Regions from separate parts of the Mus musculus genome. Here regions 1, 3 and 4 are each linked to region 2. A link is a loop called in an ENCODE intact Hi-C map of the cell type or tissue named here. Cell type or tissue: gastrocnemius. All regions are shown on one strand. Region 1 holds the start of Zcrb1 (zinc finger CCHC-type and RNA binding motif 1). Region 2 holds the start of Yaf2 (YY1 associated factor 2). Region 3 holds the start of Gxylt1 (glucoside xylosyltransferase 1). Region 4 overlaps Gxylt1 (glucoside xylosyltransferase 1).

The links. Peaks named below come from ENCODE experiments on the same cell type or tissue, not always from the same donor. Only the 100,000 strongest peaks of a DNase experiment are listed, where the experiment ranks them.
Region 1: a loop joins it to region 2, with 2.5 times the contacts of the local background. A loop is called at or near these places in 14 of 42 quality-filtered maps.
Region 3: a loop joins it to region 2, with 5 times the contacts of the local background. A loop is called at or near these places in 17 of 42 quality-filtered maps.
Region 4: it touches region 2 in a loop (2.5-fold over the local background); 17 of 42 quality-filtered maps call a loop at or near these places.

Annotation. Positions count from the first base shown.
Region 1 is chr15:93,396,432-93,401,431 of GRCm38, forward strand. It overlaps Zcrb1 (zinc finger CCHC-type and RNA binding motif 1), which reads right to left and starts at 1,903. Exons shown (of 8, transcript NM_026025.3): 1 at 1,732-1,903; 2 at 739-824. The coding sequence starts at 822. It overlaps Pphln1 (periphilin 1), which reads left to right and starts at 1,919. Exons shown (of 9, transcript NM_175363.4): 1 at 1,919-2,030. In gastrocnemius, a CTCF peak has its summit at 2,103; DNase peaks (open chromatin) are centred at 862, 1,558, 1,923, 2,612 and 1 more place; H3K4me3 peaks cover 2,468 bases; H3K27ac peaks cover 2,180 bases.
Region 2 is chr15:93,333,786-93,338,785 of GRCm38, forward strand. Yaf2 (YY1 associated factor 2) reads right to left here and starts at 3,150. Exons shown (of 4, transcript NM_024189.6): 1 at 2,972-3,150; 2 at 2,555-2,680. The coding sequence starts at 2,997. In gastrocnemius, a CTCF peak has its summit at 2,586; DNase peaks (open chromatin) are centred at 2,337, 2,652, 3,184 and 3,663; H3K4me3 peaks cover 2,665 bases; H3K27ac peaks cover 2,578 bases.
Region 3 is chr15:93,271,623-93,276,622 of GRCm38, forward strand. Gxylt1 (glucoside xylosyltransferase 1) reads right to left here and starts at 3,557. Exons shown (of 7, transcript NM_001357006.1): 1 at 3,254-3,557. The coding sequence starts at 3,459. In gastrocnemius, no CTCF peak of the experiment used is centred here; DNase peaks (open chromatin) are centred at 2,338, 3,694 and 4,856; H3K4me3 peaks cover 2,742 bases; H3K27ac peaks cover 2,242 bases.
Region 4 is chr15:93,262,906-93,267,905 of GRCm38, forward strand. All of the region lies in intron 1 of Gxylt1 (glucoside xylosyltransferase 1), which reads right to left. Among named protein-coding and RNA genes, the nearest start is that of Gxylt1, 9.8 kb to the right of the region's middle. In gastrocnemius, CTCF peaks have their summits at 134 (motif pointing right) and 3,010 (motif pointing right); DNase peaks (open chromatin) are centred at 88, 3,007 and 3,598; H3K27ac peaks cover 327 bases.

The sequences.
Region 1 (5,000 bases), 63 kb after region 2:
ATATGCTTATAATTCTGACTAATTATTTAATACACAGAAATAACACCCTCCCCCAAAGGCTTTTAGAAGATCCCATCATATGCAGTCTAATATTGAAATTGTGGGCCAGACATTTAGCAACATTGGATTCCGAGGTCCAGCAGTTTCCTATGGGATTATAGCTTTCTAACGGGTTCTCCATTGATTCCTTAGTTCATGTGGTACTAGGGAATCAACACAGGGTTTTGTGCACGCAAGACAAGCATCCTACCAACTATACTTCACCTCCAGCCCCCAGGTATGTTTTAAATAAGGTTATTTCTTATCATTCAGTCTAAAATCTCACCTCCAAGCCTAATTCAGTATCTCTTTTCTCTTTCGTGAGATGGGGTCTAAATTGTCCAAGCTGATCTTCCTACCTCAGCTTCCCCTGTGCTGGGGTTACAGGTGTGTGATAACTACTCTAGGCAAGTGTTCCACCACTCAAGTACAGGCGGCAGAGGAAGGCAGATCTCTGAGTTCTATGATAGCCTGTTCTACAGAGTGAGTTCTAGGCCAGTCAGGCACAGAGAAACCCTGCCTCGAAAAAACACACAAACAACAAATTCTCTTTGGGAAATTAAAACAAAATTGAAAAATTTCCCACTAAAATTTGCAGAAGATATCAACTAAAAATTTTCCCAGGGAGCAGTATTTTTGCTTAAGCTTCAGATTGTCTCTAAAGAAAGAATCCATTAGTTAGATGTACATACAACTTACCCGGTATAAATCATTGTTTGTTAGGGAGAAAGGCAAGTTGGATACATAAACTGTGCTTTTACTTGGCGCCAAGCCACCGCTCATTTCTAAAACGGAAAAAAAGGAGACATTGGGAATCTTACTCCAAGTAGAACCAAACAAGGACCATCACTGACTTAATTAGGGTAGAATTCCTCAGGCTCCATTCATTTAAAGAGATTAGAGTACCAGTGTGGGTAGGGTGTGAATTACCATATTCCTTTTCTAGCAGCGGGTGTTAAGCCTTTTAGGGCTGCGGTGCGATTGAAGAGGGGTTTTAGAGAGATGGAGAAGCCACAAGGCTATTTTTAACGCCTTCTTAGGGTAAAAGCGGAAAAGATGTTTCCCAAGGATTCGCCCACCTCCGAAAGGGACACCTGTCTACCCCGCCTCTTTTGTTCTTGTTTTTAAAAAAACTCCTGTATCTACGTCTGTATATATGGATTACTGATATAGGTAGGCCATGACGACAGAGACTCGGTTTTGTTAAGCTTGGGGTAGTTTCACATTTTGATAAAGTTCTTTAGATTTTTAAATTTCGTGCACAACCAAATCATGAAATGACACTCTATTACATGGATTACCTACTTTGAATGGGACATTAACCTGTATATTTATCAATGTGCTTAGTAATCAACGTCACTGTTAAAACTCTGCAAATTACAGGTGAAACGATCGCGTCGGTCGGCAGCAAGTGTTAAGAACCCCTATGAATGACAATGGACCCGGCACCCCGGAGGGCGCCCCGCTGGCCCAGTAGGAGGATTATTCAAAAAGCCTTAGCTAGCCAAAACCTGCTTGTCGCGTTTCCAGTTTCTCACTCTGAGAAATGCTAACCCCGGCTGGACGTTCCTGGGGCCGGAGCTGGGGTCAGGGTCGAGGCCGAGGCCGAGGCCGAGGCCGAGGCCGAGGCGGAGGCCGAGGCGGAGGCCCGGGCCGCGGCCGTCTCCTGGGCCCGGCGCCGTGGGAGCTTACCTTCGGCGCAGAGGCGAAGCGGAGAGGATGCGAGCCCGCGGCGGCTTCACCTCCGGCTGCCTTCCGCGGCGCGCAAAAGCGCGGGCGTCCGCGAACGCAGCGCGGTGCAGCGCTCCTTCCGACTCCCCCAAACCCCGACGGCCCCGGGCCGGAGGCTGGCGCGCCGGGCGACGTCACCGCGCGCGCCGGAAGTGCCTTTAGGGCGAGCGGACGTCTGGCTTCGCGGGTTTCACCGGCGGCTGAGGCGGCGGCGACAGAGGCGGCGGCGACAGAGGCGGAGGCTCAGCAGTGGGACGTAGGTGAGCGAGTGGCTCTCCGCAGAGGCGCGAGGGGCGCATGCGGCCGGCGGGCGGGCGGGCGGACGTTTCCTGCGGCGATGGAGATGTGCTTTATTCTGGACTCCTAGTGGAACCTGGAGAGGGACTCAGTGGATGCGGGAGGAAAGCGAAGTGTGGAGGAGAGTGAGACCCAGGTTCCGCTTCTCGGCAGGAGTTTAGTAAGCAAAAGGGGAGTTCTCAGCCAGGCAACTTCAGTGACGCCAGGTCAGTCAGGAAGTCTGGGTTTTTATCTTATTTTTTATTTTTTGGACCTAACCGACTCTGTAATAGGCACTTTGAGAGACGGACAAAAGAGTGCCAAAATAATCCACTTGCTGTTGAGAATGTCAGTGTGGCCGGGGAGACAAAGCCCACGTGGGGACAGTTGGAGTCACACAGTGACCCATTCTTGAGTACTGGCACGGACAGATGTTCAGCTCCATCGTCCCGTTGTTTATTACTATTTTTTCCTTTCTGAAAATATGGAATGGGTACGCACTGATTATTTTTTTGTTTTCCGAGACAGGGTTTCTCTGTGTAGCCCTGGCTGTCCTGGAACTCGCTCTGTAGACCAGGCTGGCCTCGAACTCAGAGATCCCGCCCGCCTCGCCTCCAGAGTGCAGGGATTAAAGGCGTGCACCATCACCGCCCGGCTACACTGATTATTCTTTAAGAGCTCGTCGTTTCTACAGAGAAATCCGAATGCTTATTTTGCCCGGTAGTTTAAACTTAACTTCTACCCACCAGCACGTACAGACCAGGCCTGTAACTACTCCCTGGGAACCTGCGTGTCAGCAGCCCGGAGCCCAGAGCCTGTCGTGGAGCCTGCACAATCAATCCTGACTGAAGCGGAGGGACGAAGTGCAATCCACCCAGGGCGCCGCTGAGTTTTGAGAGGCATTAATTCCTTGGCGTCCACCAAGGGACCACTGGGACTAATTCTCATGGCAAACTTGTGGCCAGCCCAAACTCCCAGGCTTCACATCCCGGTTGTGCTTGGTTATCGCCCACGATGTAAGCCCCTTTGGTCTTCTAATTGTTTGAGCCTTAACTCTCCGCGCTGTTTCGTGCTTCCTCTCGATTTGGGGGTACCACTGCTTCTCCTTCCTTAGTTCACCCTGAGCGCATCGTCTGTGCTCCTGGAATCTTATTTTGTCTGCTTAGCAAACACTTATTAGCCTTGTTTTGAAACTGTCTTGCGTTTTCTGACTCTTTAACAAAGCTGTGGCTTTTGCCTTTAAATTGAACTTTTTTTTTTTCCCCTGACATCTGGGTTTTAAGATTTGGTGTTGCTCCATCTGTATCGAATTGATTGCATTTCCTTGATTTTTTTTTTCTTTCAGTTTTTGTTCTCATTTTTCCTTTTGGTCCTATGATTTCCCTGCCTTCTACCTCTTTCTATTAATATAATCCCCATCCCCTACCCCCCATCCCCCCAAGCAGGGCCTAGAACTGGTGATTCTCTTGTTTTGCCTCAGCCCTCCTACGTTCTGATTACTGGCCTTCCTCGGGCTTAGCCCAGCTCTTATTTTTGAGTAGTCTTTCCCTAAGTTCCCAAAGTTAGGTTCTTCTAAGCCCCCTCCAGCAGGAGCCAATTGCTTCCTGATTGTGTCTTTCATCTTGAATTTAAATTAAACGCTGAGGGTGGGAGTGTTTGTTTTGCTTATCCTTGGAATGCTGCTGCTGTTTGCCGTTTTTAGAGGTTTTAGGTAGTGAGTGAGTGGGTGGCAGGATCCGGTCAGGTCATCAGCTACTTAGGAACAACAAATGGCACATGGGTAGTTTGTGTGGAGTGATTTCAATGTTGCTAGGTCATGCAGTCTATTCAAGAAATAGTTCAAATACAGCCCCCCCCCCCCCCCCGTAAATTGTCTCAAATTAAACAGAGATCTGCCTGCTTCTGTCTCTCAAGTGATTGAAGGTGTGTCCTATACCCACTCAAATACTACTAACCCCCCCCCCCCCCCATCTCAGCCTTTTGTCTGTGTAGCATCTGGCTGTCCTAGAACTCATTTTGTAGACCAGGCTGGCCTGGCCTTAAACTCAGAGATCCAACTGCCTCTGCCTCCCAGGTGTTGAGACTAAAGGTTTATATTATGCCAAACACAAGGTTTATATTTCAGATTTTTAAGTGTTTTTTCAGATAAAAGTCACACGTTGCCTATTAATTACTACTTTTAGATCTTTTAGGTGTTGGGACAGTCTGGTGATGTGTTTTTAGAGAGTAACAGCTTTGTGAACTGAGCCATGGGTATGGATGGAAATTGAAAGAGAATAGGAAGACTTTGGAGAGATCCAGGCTAGCCAGTGTGGGGCTTGAGACACAGGTAATGCTTTTTGCCTGGAATAGGTTAGGTGAGACAATTACCAGAGACTGTGGAGGGTAGAGAAGTCTGAACTTAGGATTTCTACGATTCTTGATTAAGGAAGTCACTCATCACGAATATACACTGGCAACTGCTTGATTCTTTGTATTCTGTGAGATGGAGGGTGAGGCAGGGAAAGCATGCTCATCAGATAAGATTTTAAGTTCTACCGATGTGAAGGTTTGGATTCATAAATATTAAAACACAGGTAAGTGTCTGGCATTGTCTGCTCATATAATTTTATCACATGCAATGGACAGTCAAACTTCCTCAGTATGTAGTACAATACATTGGGGATCATAAAAGAAACAATTTAAGCATGTTGTTGACATGAAAATACCTCATTGTGGATTAGTGTTTATTCTGGAGCCAAGTGGTAGTTAGTGTGGTCTGGAAACACAGATTCCAGGTACTGCAAATAATTCCATGTCCTAATACGGCAACAGTTTCATGAAGGTTTTGTTTGTTGTTTGCTTGTTGTTGGGTTTCTCTGTGTAGCCCTGGCTGGCCTGGAACTCACTCTGTAGACCAGGCTGGCCTCGAACTCAGAAATTCGCCTGCCTCTGCCTCCCAAGTGCTGGGATTA
Region 2 (5,000 bases):
ACAGCGCGTGTGTGTACATACACGTATGTAAGTATACAGCGCGTGTGTGTACATACACGTATGTAAGTATACAGTACATGTGTGCACATACACGTATGTAAGTACACAGTACATGTGTGCACATACACGTATGTAAGTACACAGTACATGTGTGCACATACACATAAAGAAGAAAAGGCTTCAGACATCTAGAATAGCTTAGGCTTGCCTTCGTGATTGGCAGCTAGAACAGATTCAGTTCAGAGGTTGTTCTGACCCAAGGGATCCAAATGCTGGCTGTGGTCACACAAACAAGTCATTAGCAAGCTGTGTCCCTGTGTGCTGCAGCTGCCCCCTCCCTGCTCTCCTTCCATCCTATCTGCCAACAGGCACATCAACTGGGGGAACAATGTCCCCCGACCACTCAACTCTTGCCTTCCATCTGTGTCCCAGTCCTTCACCTGGTTTCCTGTCACTCCTAAGAGGAAACACTGTGCATGTAACCAGCATCTACTTATTAACAAGGCCATGTTCTACTGATCCATCCAAACACTGTGCATGTAACCAGCATCTACTTATTAACAAGACCATGTTCTACTGATCCATCCAAACACAGATCTCGGGGCGGGGGGGGGGGGGGGGAGGGGGGGAGCAAAGGGAAATGTAACAGACAACAGAGAAGTTACAACTCCTGCCATTCACTTAGGGGTAAAGTCAAAGGAGACAATTCAGAGAGAGAGAGAGGAAGAAGCTCAGAGGGACACCGTTCTGAGCACCTACTTTTAGGAACACGGTGTCCCTTAGACTTCTGGTGAGGGGCCCAGAGCCTCTTCAGTTTCAATCCAAATGACAATGCTTCTCTGAGTCCTCCTCAAGTAATGTTTCCACCACTAAAAATTGGATCTACTGGTTAAAAACAAAAACAAAAACAAAAACAAAAAGCCAGGGGCCTGCAGGTGGGTCTCAGGCCTCTCTAAAGCAGGCCCACTTCTGTTGTGGGCCAGCTCCCCTGTGTGCTACAATCCTCCTTCTTCCAGGAGTCAGGGACTCAGCCTGGTGCTTCTCTTCTGAGTGTCACCACCTACTCTACTTCTCGGGGCTCCTCTAACCCCAAGACTGGCTGTGGAGTAGGACACACCAGCTTGCCCCCATCCTTGCTGTCCCTGCAAATAAACAAATAGGCTCTTCTAATCCAGTGTTCGTCTAAAAGTATGAGAGGATACAAGTAAAAACAAAAGCAAAAAAAAAAAAAAAAAAAAAAAAAACCCAAGTCAAATGATCTCCATATTGCTCATTTACAAATACACATATATTATACACTAAGCCGTTTCCATCCTTATATAGACATATACACCGTGCTTTCCAAAACACTTAAAACGTGAGTCCAGAAATAGCAAGTAGTTTCTCTTTTTAGAATCTTTCCTTGAACTTAAAAGGGATTTAAAACCTTGCTTTTTAATAGACACCAAGAAATACTAAAAATATTGTATTCAATGTAAATGAGAATTCGTAGTAAAAACCTATTGAGATTTATGACAGGTATGTCAAAAACAACCAGTATTGTAGAAACAATAAAATCCTGACATGTCTCTACACTTACAATGTTAGTAAAATTCTATAAACTGAGTTTTTAAAAAAAAAACAGGATACATCATTTTTAGAAATAACTTTGACTATTTAGAATGTCAAAATTATACAGGCCCTCTGTTTCAAACAGAAAATTCCCCGTATTCTGTAATCATTTGTATTTGAATAGGCTTCATAGCAGCAAAATAAATGCCTTACTTAAATATTGCTACAAATCACTGTAGAAGTGGATTTAAAGGCGGCCTTCCCAAGGGAACTATGACCAAGTGGAGACAGATCAAGAATGCTACTGAGTTCGAATTTCCTAAATTTAACTCTTTTAAATGGTTTTTTTTTTTTTTTTTGGAAAGACAATTATAATACTATATGCCTACCATACAACAAATCCAGGGCCGGCAACAGACAAAGATCATGTCATCTCGTTTGTGTAAAAATATCCAGGCACTGGAGTAAAACTGCGTTGCTGGGTTCACCTCCCAACCAACTACTTAACTGTAAAAAATTATTACAGAAATAGAACAACAACAAAAAAAAACCCAGACGCGAAACCTTGGCCTGACCCTTTCCGGACATCCGTTACTAAGAAAGTTTAATCCATTACGATCCTACAAGCGATACTTTTTCCCCAGGGGGACCGAGTGACATCGCGGCCTTTCCTCCGTCCCCTCCCCCGCCCCGGCTCCCCGTCCCCGCCCCCTCCCCGCACACTAACACCACAATGCGACCAGCGATCACGGTCTCTGCGCCCGGCTGGGGAGGGGGCACCGCACCGGCCACGCATGGAACGGCACGGCACGGCAGCGGCCGGCGACCCCCATGGATAATTCATCCTCCGCAGCAGGCGCCACCGCCGCCGCCACCGAGCCCTCGCCGCCAGCCGCGGCTCAGCCGGGTCGCGCCCCACCGCGGCCGCCGCCTGGCTGGCCGCCCCGCCGTCCCGCGTCGCGCGGGGGGCCCCGCGGGGGATCCACGGGCGCGCCGGACTCACCGGGTGGAGGTGCCCTTCCGCACATCGCACATCATGCACTTGAAGGCCTCGGCGCTGTTCCGGAAGGTGCAGACACTGCAGTCCCAGTAGCCCTCATCCGAGGCGGGCTTCGGCTGCCGCTTCGGCCTGCAGGACACAACCGGACACGACGCAGCGCGGGGTCAGCCGCAGGCCGCGCCCGGCCCCGCGCCCCGCCCCGCCCGGCCCGCGACCCCCGCCCCGCCCGGCGCCGCGCGGGGGAGGGGAGCGCGGCCGCTGACCCCGGCCGCCATCGCGGCCCATTGTGGGCAGCCGCGCGCCCCGCCGCGCCGCGCCGCACCCCCTCTCCCCACACACACGCGCGCGCCCCGCGCCGCGCCGCTCCACGCCACGCCACGGGACCCCGGGCCGCGGGCGCTCCGCCGGCGGGCGCCCTACCTGGTGGGGCTCTTCTTGTCGCCCATGCTCGCTGCCGACGCGCGCCGGTCTGTCAGCGCCGGGGTGAGGGGCCGGCGGAAGCGCGGAGGCGAGGGGGCGGGGAAGGCCGCGCCGCGAGCTGCAGCCGCCGCCGCCGCCGTCGCCGCCGCCGCTGCCGCCGCCGCCGCCGGATCCCACGCAGCCTCCAGCTGTCGGGGAAACTCCTGCCTGCGCGCACGTGACCCGCGCCGGCCAACCAGCGGCCGCGCCGGAGACTTCAAACGCGGGGAGCGCGGCCCAGCACCGGCGGCGAGTTCGCGGCGCCGCCTCCCTCCAGCTCGCCCGCCCGCTGGCTGCCCCGGAGCGCTCCGGCCGTGGCTCGCACGCCCCGAAGGGCGCGATGGCAGGCGCCCGCAGACACGCGTGCGCCCGGCGCGGCGGGGACTGTCATCCTTCCTTCTGGGGAAGCGACCCAGAGGCTCGGGAGAGGTTCGGTGCCCTGCTCTAGCTTACATAATTCAAACGTGACGAAACCAGGGTCTGATCCGGTTTTAATTGCAGCGGCGTCCTCCTGGCCTCACGGGGCTCTGCAGTGGCTTGTTATAAAACGGACGCTCGTGAGCCTACGTAAGGCAGACGAGGTTGCTTGTGCCCTGGACACCACCTCCCCGAGTCTCCTTACTCCAGCCTGTCGGGGATACACACCTCGCCTGCTAGACCCAAACAGCCATCTCGCTGGTCCTTGAAGCTCTGCTTCCCACCTCGCCGATCTGGCGGGTACCCCACAACCAGAGTTAGCTTGACATCCCTCTGATCGAGGGGCGACTTTAGCATGCCAAGTCGGTGAACCGTCATCAGGAAAGCTGCCCCTGAAGAAAGGAGAGATGAAATCCATCCCTTCTCGGAGCCCTGCCTTCTTCTGCCTTATTTGGGTGTGCTGATGGAGGCGTTGTAGCCTCCGCATCAGGCTTAACTAACTGAAGGGGACCCAGTTCAGGCACTGCGTACTTAACAGTTGATCTGACTGTGTGGCTCCTGGGATACTATAAGGTTGTTTAGAAAATGTATCCAGCTGGGCCAGAGCAGGATGGAGCAAATTTTCATCATGATACTCAGAGTGAGATGGCAACTAAAAACTTGAGGAGTTAACTGTTTAGGAAGTCCTTAATATTTTGAACTATATCGTCTGTGGGTAATTGAAACAGGAAAGCAAAACTCCAGCAAAAGGGAGACTACTGTATTGATGTGTTACTTACCAAACAAGAGTTAATAACCAAACTGGAGGATGCTCTCCTTTTTATCATTGGGAATATGATATTAATTGGGGTAATTAAGAGGGAAATAGGCTTCAAGCTTCTGAGAAAAGAAAGTCAAAATGAATTATAGCAGAACGGGTGGGAGTATACAGCTCAGAGATGGAGCACTTGCACAAGGCACTGAGTTACTAGAAATTTGGAAAAGCATTTAAAAGATTGTTTTATGTGGGGTTTGCTTGGGTGCTTAGTATTACTTTATTTTTGCAGAATAGAGAGTCTGACTTAGTTGAGTGTAAAAGTTATATATTAGAGGTTGCGTTAATTTTCCAAGATAAAAGAGGCTGAGTGGTTTATGCAATGGAAATGTTTTTTCCCATAATACTGGAGGCTCCGAGTAGAAGATAAAGATGTCAGGGCTGCTTTCATCCAAGGCTCCACTTTGCTTGCAGATAGCCATCTACCTAGGTCCCACCTTCAAAGGGACATCTTTGTATGTGAGTGCCTGTATCCTAATCTCTTTTTATCACTTCTGCCTATGCCATGCTCTCTTATAAGGACGTCACTCATTGGATTAGCACCTACATTAATGATCTCTCTCTCTCTCTCTCTCCTTATATAGGCATCGGTGTTTCTCCTCCATGTATGACTGCGTGCGTGTGATGGTGTTGAGTCCCCTGGAACTAGAGTTACAGTTTTTTGTTGTTGTTGTTGTTGTTTGGTTTTTCGAGACAGGGTTTCTCTGTATAACCCTGGCTGTCCTGGAACTCACTTTGTAGACCAGGCTGGCCTCGAAC
Region 3 (5,000 bases), 62 kb before region 2:
AATTTTATCATACACTTTCCAAGAGCTGGAGAGATGGCTGAGCAGGTAAGAGCACTGACTGCTCTTCCAAAGATCCTAAGTTCAAATCCCAGCAACCACGCGGTGGCTAACAACCAACTATAATAAGATCTGACGCCCTCTTCTGGTGCATCTGAAATCAGCTACAGTGTACTTATGTATAATAATAAATCAATCTTTGGGTCAGAGTGAGAAGGGACTGAATGAGTGGGGTTGACCAGAGCAAGCAGAAGTCCCAAAAATTTAATTCCCAACAGCCACATGAAGGCTCACAACCATCTCTACAGCTACAGTGGACTCATATAAATAAAATAAATAAATGTTTTTTAAAAAGATATACTTTCCAAACAAAAACTATGCAGGGAGAAGAATTTTAATAGAAATAAGTATTTAGCCGGATGATGGTGGCGCACACCTTTAATCCCAGCACTTGGGAGGCAGAGGCAGGCAGATTTCTGAGTTCGAGGTCAGCCTGGTCTACAGAGTGAGTTCCAGGACAGCCAGGGCCACACAGAGAAACCCTTTCTCGAAAAACCAAAAAATAAAAAAGAAATGAATATTTATACTTTAAGATCTCTAAGCCAAAACTACACTGTTTTGTGAGATGAGTATCTCAAAAAGCTCATAATATTAGTTACTAGCTCTTCCTAAATACTATGCTAAGTATTTGGGCTGTTTTTGTATGCCTCCCTCACCTGAAAATCCTCCTGTCCCATGTGATGACTGACGTCAGGGATGGATGGGGCCTTCGGTGATTAGACCATAAGGGTCAGTGCCCCAAGAATGACATTACAAGAAGCGGCTATAGACCTGCCTGGCCATGTGAGCACACAGCAAAAAGGTGTGAGAAACAATGTATCACTGCTGTTTCCATCTGCACAGACTGTAAAAAGGTGTGAGAAACAATGTATCGCTGTTGTTTCCATCTGCAGTCTCAAGTTTTGCTACAGCAGCCCACATAGCACTCAACAAAGCTATGAGAAGCCACGGCAGCGTCCAATAAGCTAGCGTGCAGGTGTGGCCCTGGCGGCACAAGCCTCACGTAATGACACAGAGTGAGGGCCTTCCCTCCCTAAGTACTCTTACTTTCTCCAGCACTCACTGCCCCAACTCCCTTTCCTTCAAAAACAGATCCAAGGAAGGGGAAACAGCAATGCAAAGACATAATGGTCAAATCTATCTCTCAACTGTCAGCGCTTCTCAGTGTTTGTCTGCATTGTAACAATAGCTCATGGTCAAAACACAGAATACTGGCATCCTAGTTTACCAGGTTTCTGACTAGGTCCCAAAGAATAAATTTGCTTCCCAAAGGGGGGGGGGGGAGAGATATATGCTTACACCTGAAAATTAAAACAATCACCATATCAGCTAGTTTTATGGTGCCAGGTACGGCACTAAGCAATCTATGCAACTATGTCACTTCAGTCCTCACAAATGTTCCACATCTAATCAGGAAGTCACACACCCAGTACGTGGCAAAGTAAAGTTGGTGACTCAAAAGCCCTCTCCGTCTCTCGTCTTTACATTCTCAGTAGTATATCCTACCAATGTCGACACGATTCAGCAAACATGAACTGGAGGTCTAGCCAGTCTGAAAAGAAGTGACGATCATTTCAGAATGTGCGTCAAAAATATCAAGCTGTTGGTACTAAACATAGGTAACTCTTGTCGATTATACTTCAGTGTAGCAGAGAAGGAACCCTGTGATCAAGGGCGCCTGCAAAAGTGACTGGATGGAGGCACGGGTTTCTCCAACTGACTCTACTACTCTCTCTAACTCCTGGAGGGGTTGAACTCGGCACCTGACAAGGCAAGTCCCTTATGGCTGGGATACAAACTCAGTCCTTGGTCTGTTGAACCTGGGTCTCATTATGCAGCCCAGGCTGGCCTGGAACTCCCAATGAAAACCAGACAGGTACTGAATTTTCCATCCTCCTACCTTACCTCCTGAATGCTGAGAATACAGGTGTAAGCCACCAAGCCTAGTTTGAAATAATCGTTTCAAATAGGATATACTAGTTGAAAGGAGATTTCTCTCAAACACTGTCCTTACCATTTAAAAATGTTTTCCTTCCAAGTTGGATTTTTTTTCCCCAAATACTTCTTATGTAATTCTGGGCAATTAATACTTTTGTTTTGTTTTGTTTTGTTTTGTTTTTTGAGACAGGGCTCCTCTGTAGAGCCCCGGATATCCTGGACATTGCTCTGCGGACCAGGCTGGCCTCGAACTCAGAGATCTGCCTATTTCTGCTTCCCGAGTGCTGAAATTAAAGACATGCACCACCACCGCCAGGCTTTTAAATGTGTAGCCCAGGCTGGCCTCGAACTCATGGTCCTCCTGCCTCCGCTCTCCTCGGCAAATCCTACTGGGGGTCTGGGGGTGTAGGTTGTAGGCAGTGGAACCTGAGAGCACACCTATACCCCACATTTCTCTGACTACAATCAAACCATAAACCAAGAGCTCACTATCTCCATGCTAGCTTCTCTTTTACCCGCTTCCCGCTGGAAAAGACCATCAACTCTCAGATGCTACATAGACAACAGCTCAAAGTGGATGTACTCTTTTTACAATTCCTGTCTTCCACTCTCCAATTAGTTGGTCTCAGAACTGCCCAAACACAGGAATCCACCAAGGAGGCAGTGCGAATTAAGTAAACTGCCCAAACAGTTTTCCATTTAAATTTCATGATTCTAACCGTGGCAGTGACTTATGCAAATCCACCAACTCATTATGCTGTGTTATAAATATTCATTTCTTTTTTTTTAAAGTGATTTCTTCATACCTTACTCCTCCCATAGATATAAGCATATTAAGTATCACTCATGTTTCTGAACTTCCTTTACGTTTCCAAAAAAACGAATATTTTCAAAATAAAAATTCACAGCTCGCTTTATGCCACATCCAGATTTCTTTAGCTACGGCTACTGATAAAAAGCTAAGATTTAGGCGGAAAATTTAGACACCTGGGAGGTGGAGGGCTCAACTAGGGCGCCAGCCTGATTCTCAAATTACTCAGCTTCGACTCCATGGAAACAGGAGGGAATCCCACTAGCCGCAGTGTAATTAGGATTTTGTGGGACACCACTTACTTCCAACGAACCTTTCAGAAAGTTGCAAAGCGATTCAATTTCTAACTGGTCTAACACTGAATCTGAAGCCAGCCAGCCAGTGCTCGGTGATGGAGCGGCGCGTCCGGCCCTCCCAGACCTCCACTCCCGGCAATGCGGCTCATACCTGCCCGTCCGGCCCGGGCCCGCGCTGCCCGCGCCTCTCCCCGTGCCGCGTCCACCGTCCGCCAGCCAGGAAACTACCGCGGCCTGCGGCCTGCGGCCCCCGGCAGCTCCTTCCTCCAAGGACACCGCGAGCTGGCTGAAGGCGTACAGCAGCGAGCAGAAGCCGCAGGCCAGGCACAGCCCTACGACCCGCAGGTAGCGCCGCATCCCGGCCCGCGCTGCCGCCACCGCCGCTGCCGCCGTCACCGCCGTCACCGCCGCCGCCGCCGCGCCCGCCCGGGCGAACTACGAAGAATCGCAACGCGCAGCCGCAGCGTGACCAGCCTGGTTCCCGCCCCTCCCCGCTCCGCCCCTCCGCCCGAATCCCCGCCAGGTCCCACTCGGTCCCATGCCGCCCAAGCCCAGCACCCCACACGACACGCCCCTAGCCCTGCCATGCCCCGCCCCGCTCACAGCCCCTCCCACATCCGGCGCAGGCCCCGCCTCTGTTTCAAACCACAGCCCCTGCCTGGTATTGTCCCGCCTCCGGGCCACGCCCCAACGCCCGGCCAAGGCTCCGCCTCCGCAGCGCACCCGGAAGCGGAGCTGAGCGCTGGCGCTCTCCCGGCCTTCACGCCGAGCCTTGAGATGGATGCTGGTTCCTCTTTACAGATTGCCCGGCTCTGAGCTGTGGACAAGTGTAGCGAAAGAAGCAGGGCTGTAGGCCCTTGCCCTAAATCTGCGATTTTTCTTTGCGCAGTTTGTGGCGCTGGGCAACTTGAATTCTCAGGCATCGCTGCGTTGACTAAAAAGAAACCGTGGTTACCGCACTTGCTAACTCTTCCTCGACCCATCCTGCTCCTCACGGACCTCAGCGTCGGGTCTAAAACATCTGTGCTTCGTGGGATGTCGTAAGGCGGCGGTAGTGCAATGGTGCTTTGCTTGCCCATCCACACAAGGCTGGGAAGGCAGCCTTATTAGACGTTGCTGACAAATCATTTGCATACCCAAAGCAAAACTGGTCCTCTCCAAACCCGGCCTCCCTTCCTTCCCGCCACACTCCACGCCTTGAGCTGGGTCACGCTGAAGCCTCGTAGGGACCTAGGGACGGGGAGGAAGGCAGATATTGAGAATGTGCAGCTCGGGGACTTTGGTACGGGAGACCTGTGGACGATTTAACAAAGCTTAAACTCTATGATTATTCTTAGTCCCTTAATAGGCTTTCGTTGACCAATCGTGTCATACCCAACATACTTTTGGCTCAAAACCTTTAAAGCAACCTCATCGAATCAATGGTTTCCACCATTCTGAAAGCTTAAAATGTCATTAGATGAGATCTGACACCTGTCAGTTTTTCCTGTTTGCTATAATCAATCTGATGGTCCAACCGGTATCTGGAAACTGCCTTAACTTCTGACTTTATTCTGTATTGGAACGTGTTATTCCACCCAACCCGAATCCATGTTCCCAGGCAATACACACGCCATTCACATCTGGTGCAAAAGCTCTTATTCCCTTTTGAAGAAGGCTGTTGTACAAAGACAGGATAGCCACCGGGTGTGGACACGCCCCAAAGTGAGTCGCTTGTACCTTCCAGTTAGTATAGCAGAGTATTCCTGAGCGAGGGTGGCCCTCTTAAGAGAAGGAATTCTAGACTGAGCGAGCAATGAAAGCGGCTCTCGTATTCAGGAGACTGAGAAGCGCGATGCCAGGATGAGTCCGCAAGAAAGGACTCGGGGAGTGGTTAAGACTGCAGAGAGGGATAGCAG
Region 4 (5,000 bases), 71 kb before region 2:
CCCTTCCTTGCCCTCTCACGCACTTAGGAGGGGCTTATGTCACCAACCAAGGTAAGATTTTACTCATTTTAGTTTTGTTTAACAGGGCATCCACGATTTCTGTTTTCCTACGTGGTCTCCACTGTCACTGTCCACAAGGTGGCTCACAACCATCTGTAACTCCAATGCCCAGGATCTGACACCCTGTTCGGACTTCTGCAGGCACCAGACCACACATTTGGTGCACAGACATATATGCAGGCAAAACACTCAAACACACAAAGTAAGTCTAAACAACAACAACAAAATTAAAACATCACACCAGGCAAGGAGCTGTAAGCTTATAGTTCCAGCACTTGGAAGTCAGAGGAAACAGGATCCAGCCTTGGCTCCAAAGCAAGACTGTCTCAGGAAAAACGAAATCATAATTTGAGAATCTCCAATTCATTCAGTTGCTTAACTGGTCCACACATAGAGTACATCCCAGAGTCAGGAGTCAGGAGCAGCTCAGCTGTTAACTGACCTGTAACAGTCACACTTTGCTCTGCACAGAACCCTGCAGAAAATGTTAACAAACACTATACACCTTAGAAGAAAAGAAAAATGTTCCTCAAGGAAAGAAAATGAAATCTACCTAAAAGCAGACTCAAGAAGCAGTCATGCTTACAATACCTGGACTCAGGAGGTGGAAGCAAATGGTCAGGAGGCCAGCGTCACTCTTAGCTAGACAGCAAGTTTGAGATCTGTGATCTATGATCCACAAGACCCAACGCTGTCTCAGAGACAACAACAAAGCAAAACTAAAACAGTTCACCCGCTCCCCACACGTTACTAAGTACAGCTTGGCTATGGGTGTCACACTCTGGTAGCATCATGCAGACTACAGCACGCAAGGTGACAAGATGAAGCATGCAGTCTCTACCCCTCAGCACCAAGAACAGAAACAACTGCAGAAGAATGAAAAGAAATCCACTGGAAGCTTCTACGTTGCAGGAACTGATGGCTAACGTTTACTAAGCTTTCAGAGGGAAGCAGCCATTCTGGTAATTCTGGCCCAAGTGAACAGTGGGATTGTCATCATGCTCTGGAAATGTGCTTTATCTGAATTCAATAGCAAGATAAATGCTACCAAAAAAGAGTTTTAAAATAAAACCTATTTTCCATATAACAAGAGGAAATCTCTAGATAATTCAAAGAACACCAACGGGCTCTCCTAATCCAGGAGAGAATAATATAAGCAGGAGGCACAGCACTGCCTGCCCATGGGCACAAGGACACCTCAGCATGGCAGGGACTGGGAGCTGGGCACACAATCCTGGGGCCCAGCAGGATCCCGCAGACCACTCACAAAGAGAGGAGCCCTGGACTACAAAGGGGTTAGATTTTGTTGCAGACAACAGGGATCCAGCTCCCTTGGCAGGCTTCCTACCCAGCCACCCCTCAAGTCCTTCTAGATAGCTCTCCAACTTCCTATGTCCTAAGCTACTGACTGGAGTAGTAATGGATGGTTTTGACTGTCAACCTGACATAATGCACAGTGAACAAGAAGGCCATCTCAGGAGGAAAACTGCCAAGGTTAGATTGGCCTTCAACTGCGATAGTTTCCTCTCATCAACTCCTGACATGAGGCCTTCACGAAATGTCAAGTCTTGTCATTCTCTACCCAAGGTCACTACTGCAAACATTACCAGGCAAGCTCTGAAACACAAGAGTGTCACCATCCTGACTCGAGAATGCAGTAACTGGCATGGTCCTGGCAAACAGTGTGAGTTTAAATTAACCATTACGTAGTGAGCCTCAAACTCTCTTGCTCTCAAAGGACAAGTCAGGCCATCCCAGGTTCTCCTCCAGCAATGTCTCAGGACTGTGACTGCCTTACCTACTCGTATCAATACTTGATTCCTCCCTGAAGGCAAGAGCAGGATGGGATACAATCCAATACAGCCTTCCTCACGCAGTGACTTAAAAGGTTACACTCCTTCAGTAAGGATGTCTTTACCCTCCGCTTCCCCTAACACCTCCAGGCTAAAGATAACACAATCCTTCCTTAGCTGTCACATCCCCTCCAAGAGTGTTGTAGCACACTACCTTTTGGGTTTTTTAATATTTTATTTATTTGAGGCGGGTATACACACACAGTACACACATGGATGCCAAAGGGTCACCTGCAGGAGGCAATCATCTTCCTCCACTATGTGTCCTGAGAGCCAACGCAGTGTGAGGCATGTCAGCTCCAGTATCTTTACCAGATGAACAATCTCACCTGCCCCAGGATTTATAAATACTGGGTACTAAATACCCAGTATTAAAGATTCTAGCTTTAGATAACTGCATGTATAAACACACACTATCTGTAATGTCTAATGGAAGCCTTTTATCATCTTGTCTACATAAATTGTTGACTTGACACAGCTTAAGAGTCATCCGAGAGCAGAACACCTAGATCAGAATGGCATGTGGGCATGTTTGTGGGACTGTCGTAATGAACAGTGTGGGAGGTACCACCCAGAGGTAGGAGGGCCTTGGCTCTATAAGGGCAGCTGAGGTAAGCATGCAAGAAATCCAGCAAGCAGCACTTGTCCATGTTCCTGCCTTGAGTCCCTCCCCTGCCGTCCTTCAGAAATGGACTGTGTGACCTGGAAGTACAAACCAAATACACCCTTTCCTCCCAAGCTGCAGTAGTCAGGATATTCTATCAACCTAGAACACACCTAGGTATCAATTTATCAGTTAAGCTCAACCACAAATTCCTCTAAAAGCTATAGCTTATCTTAATAACATTTGGAAAAATTGAGCATTTACACATAGTATTATTAAAGTTAATAAGTAAAAGATGAGAAAAGGAAGAGAAAACCCAACCAGAAAAATCAACTTAGTTATATGATACTGAAATACAGGAAAAGAAAGTTTTATACAGTGAAATGTTTGATCATCTACTATCTAATCTTACCTACTCTCATCTACTAATTAAATATTAAGGGCCTACCTAAAAGCCGCTTCCCAAAAGCAGTTCATTCCACAAACATCAGAGGGCAGCATCCAATAGGGATTCCAGTAACTCAGAGAGAACTCTTTACACCTGACAGTGGAAGAAATAACAGGCCTGGTGAGCATTCACATTAGGCACTACCGAGGAATTTCCTGAATAACAATCACTTTATGCTCAGCTTTAGAGCAACCAAACTGAAAACCCAATTGCTATAGAAAAACTGAAGCATTTTCAGAAAACCAATGTCTTCTTAGGGCTCAAAATTTTAAAAAAACCCACTAGGTGAGAATATCTTATGAATAGAAATGTTTTCAGGTCAGGAACTCTTTGGAAACATTAAGATCTCCTCCCTCTGACTAAGACACCGATACATCTTATCTTTTTCTTCTTAGATTATGGGTACTATCTTAGAAAATTCATTTCACCAACATCTGTTTATAACAAAAATAAAATGTCACAAATGCAGGTATAATGGGAGAAAAGAATCATTAAATACATTCCAATTGATTGACTGAAATTACTCATGCGGTGTTTCAAGCTGGCCACGAGACCCGGCGCTGACAGCCTTCACGCCTACCCCTGCTTCGCTGCGCTGCGCTGCGCTCCAAACGCTGAGCTGAGGACACTGCAGCTTTCCTCCTAAGGCCGGAGAAAAGCTGGCTCATGCTGCAAAATGGTTCACGGTCACTGCCTTCCAATGCAGCCATCTGACGCTGACCACCCTTAGGGACAGAGTCGGGCACGTCAGTGACCTAGGACACCTCATCCTAGCAGCATGGGGCTCTGTCTTCTCCATGGAGTCAATTAAAAGTTACTATTCTGATATCAAAAGATCTATAAAATGTCAGACTTGCAAAACTCTTGTGTCTAATGTCCCACAAACCGCCTTGATCTATGATCTAAGACTGGAGTCCTCAGCCGGAAGTCCTATTACCATCTCTAGGAAAGGTGCATACCAGACTAATGATGAAATACGACTCTGGGACCAGGGTCTGACTGGTGATCTTTTAGATACTGCCTGTTGATTTCTGTACACTATTGTATAAACAACTACAGCACGAGAATGTTAAGATCACTAGGAAAACTTGTACTGTTACACAAGGTTTTCCTGACAGATATACCTAAGCCCACAAAGTTATATGTCTTAATTTTAAAAAGTTAGTCAGGAAAATAAATGTGTGTCTAATAATAATGCTTGTCTCTTGATTAGAAACGCCCTTTCTTATAGGCAGCCAAACTCAGTGGTACCCTAACTAATAACATATATTTCAAATTGTGTCAAATTCAAGTGCCTGAAGATCCATTTAATAAGCCTCACAAACTTTTCAGATAAAGACATTTTCAGTGTTATTTTAACAGTTTATTTACAATCAACACCTAGCATGTACCTTTGTTCTTGGCCAGGGGTAGCGGTGGAGGTGGGAAGGGTGGGCATGGGGGACTGGAACTAACCAGATTATTCCATGTCTCCTGTCAAACCGCACAACAGGGTAACAACGGAAATGAAAATAGAAATCTCAGTTTTCCAATAAAAATTACTTTGTGAAGTTGGGTGTAACAATGCCATTTTCTTTGCAGCTCTCACTTGTTTTAGACAACAAATCATTTGTGCATTGTTTCCAAAATCTGTCTGGTCCTAAGGTCACTTATTAGACCGACAGATACAGGGTCCTAGCCTCTACCTCATTAACCAAGCAGCAGCAGGGTAACTGAAGTAACCAAGGCCAAGCCTGAATGAGAAACAGTGTAGCAAGTGTAGCAAGCAAGCGTCCACACGGGACTCAGGAGTGGAGCACAAGCCTGGAATTCTGTAACCCCAGAGCATGACACAAGAACGCTCTGGTTACAGCCCCACCGAAGAACTGTTCATCAGAAGTACCGCCACTGGCTTGTCTACTATGCATAGGTATATGGACTGCTGGACCCGTTCATCCCCTCAAACGTCTAATGAGTTTTAATCTTATAAAATTTTAGAAATACACAAAGGTCTTCTCTGGATTTTGCTGGTGTCAAACAATGAGGTCAAAGTTCA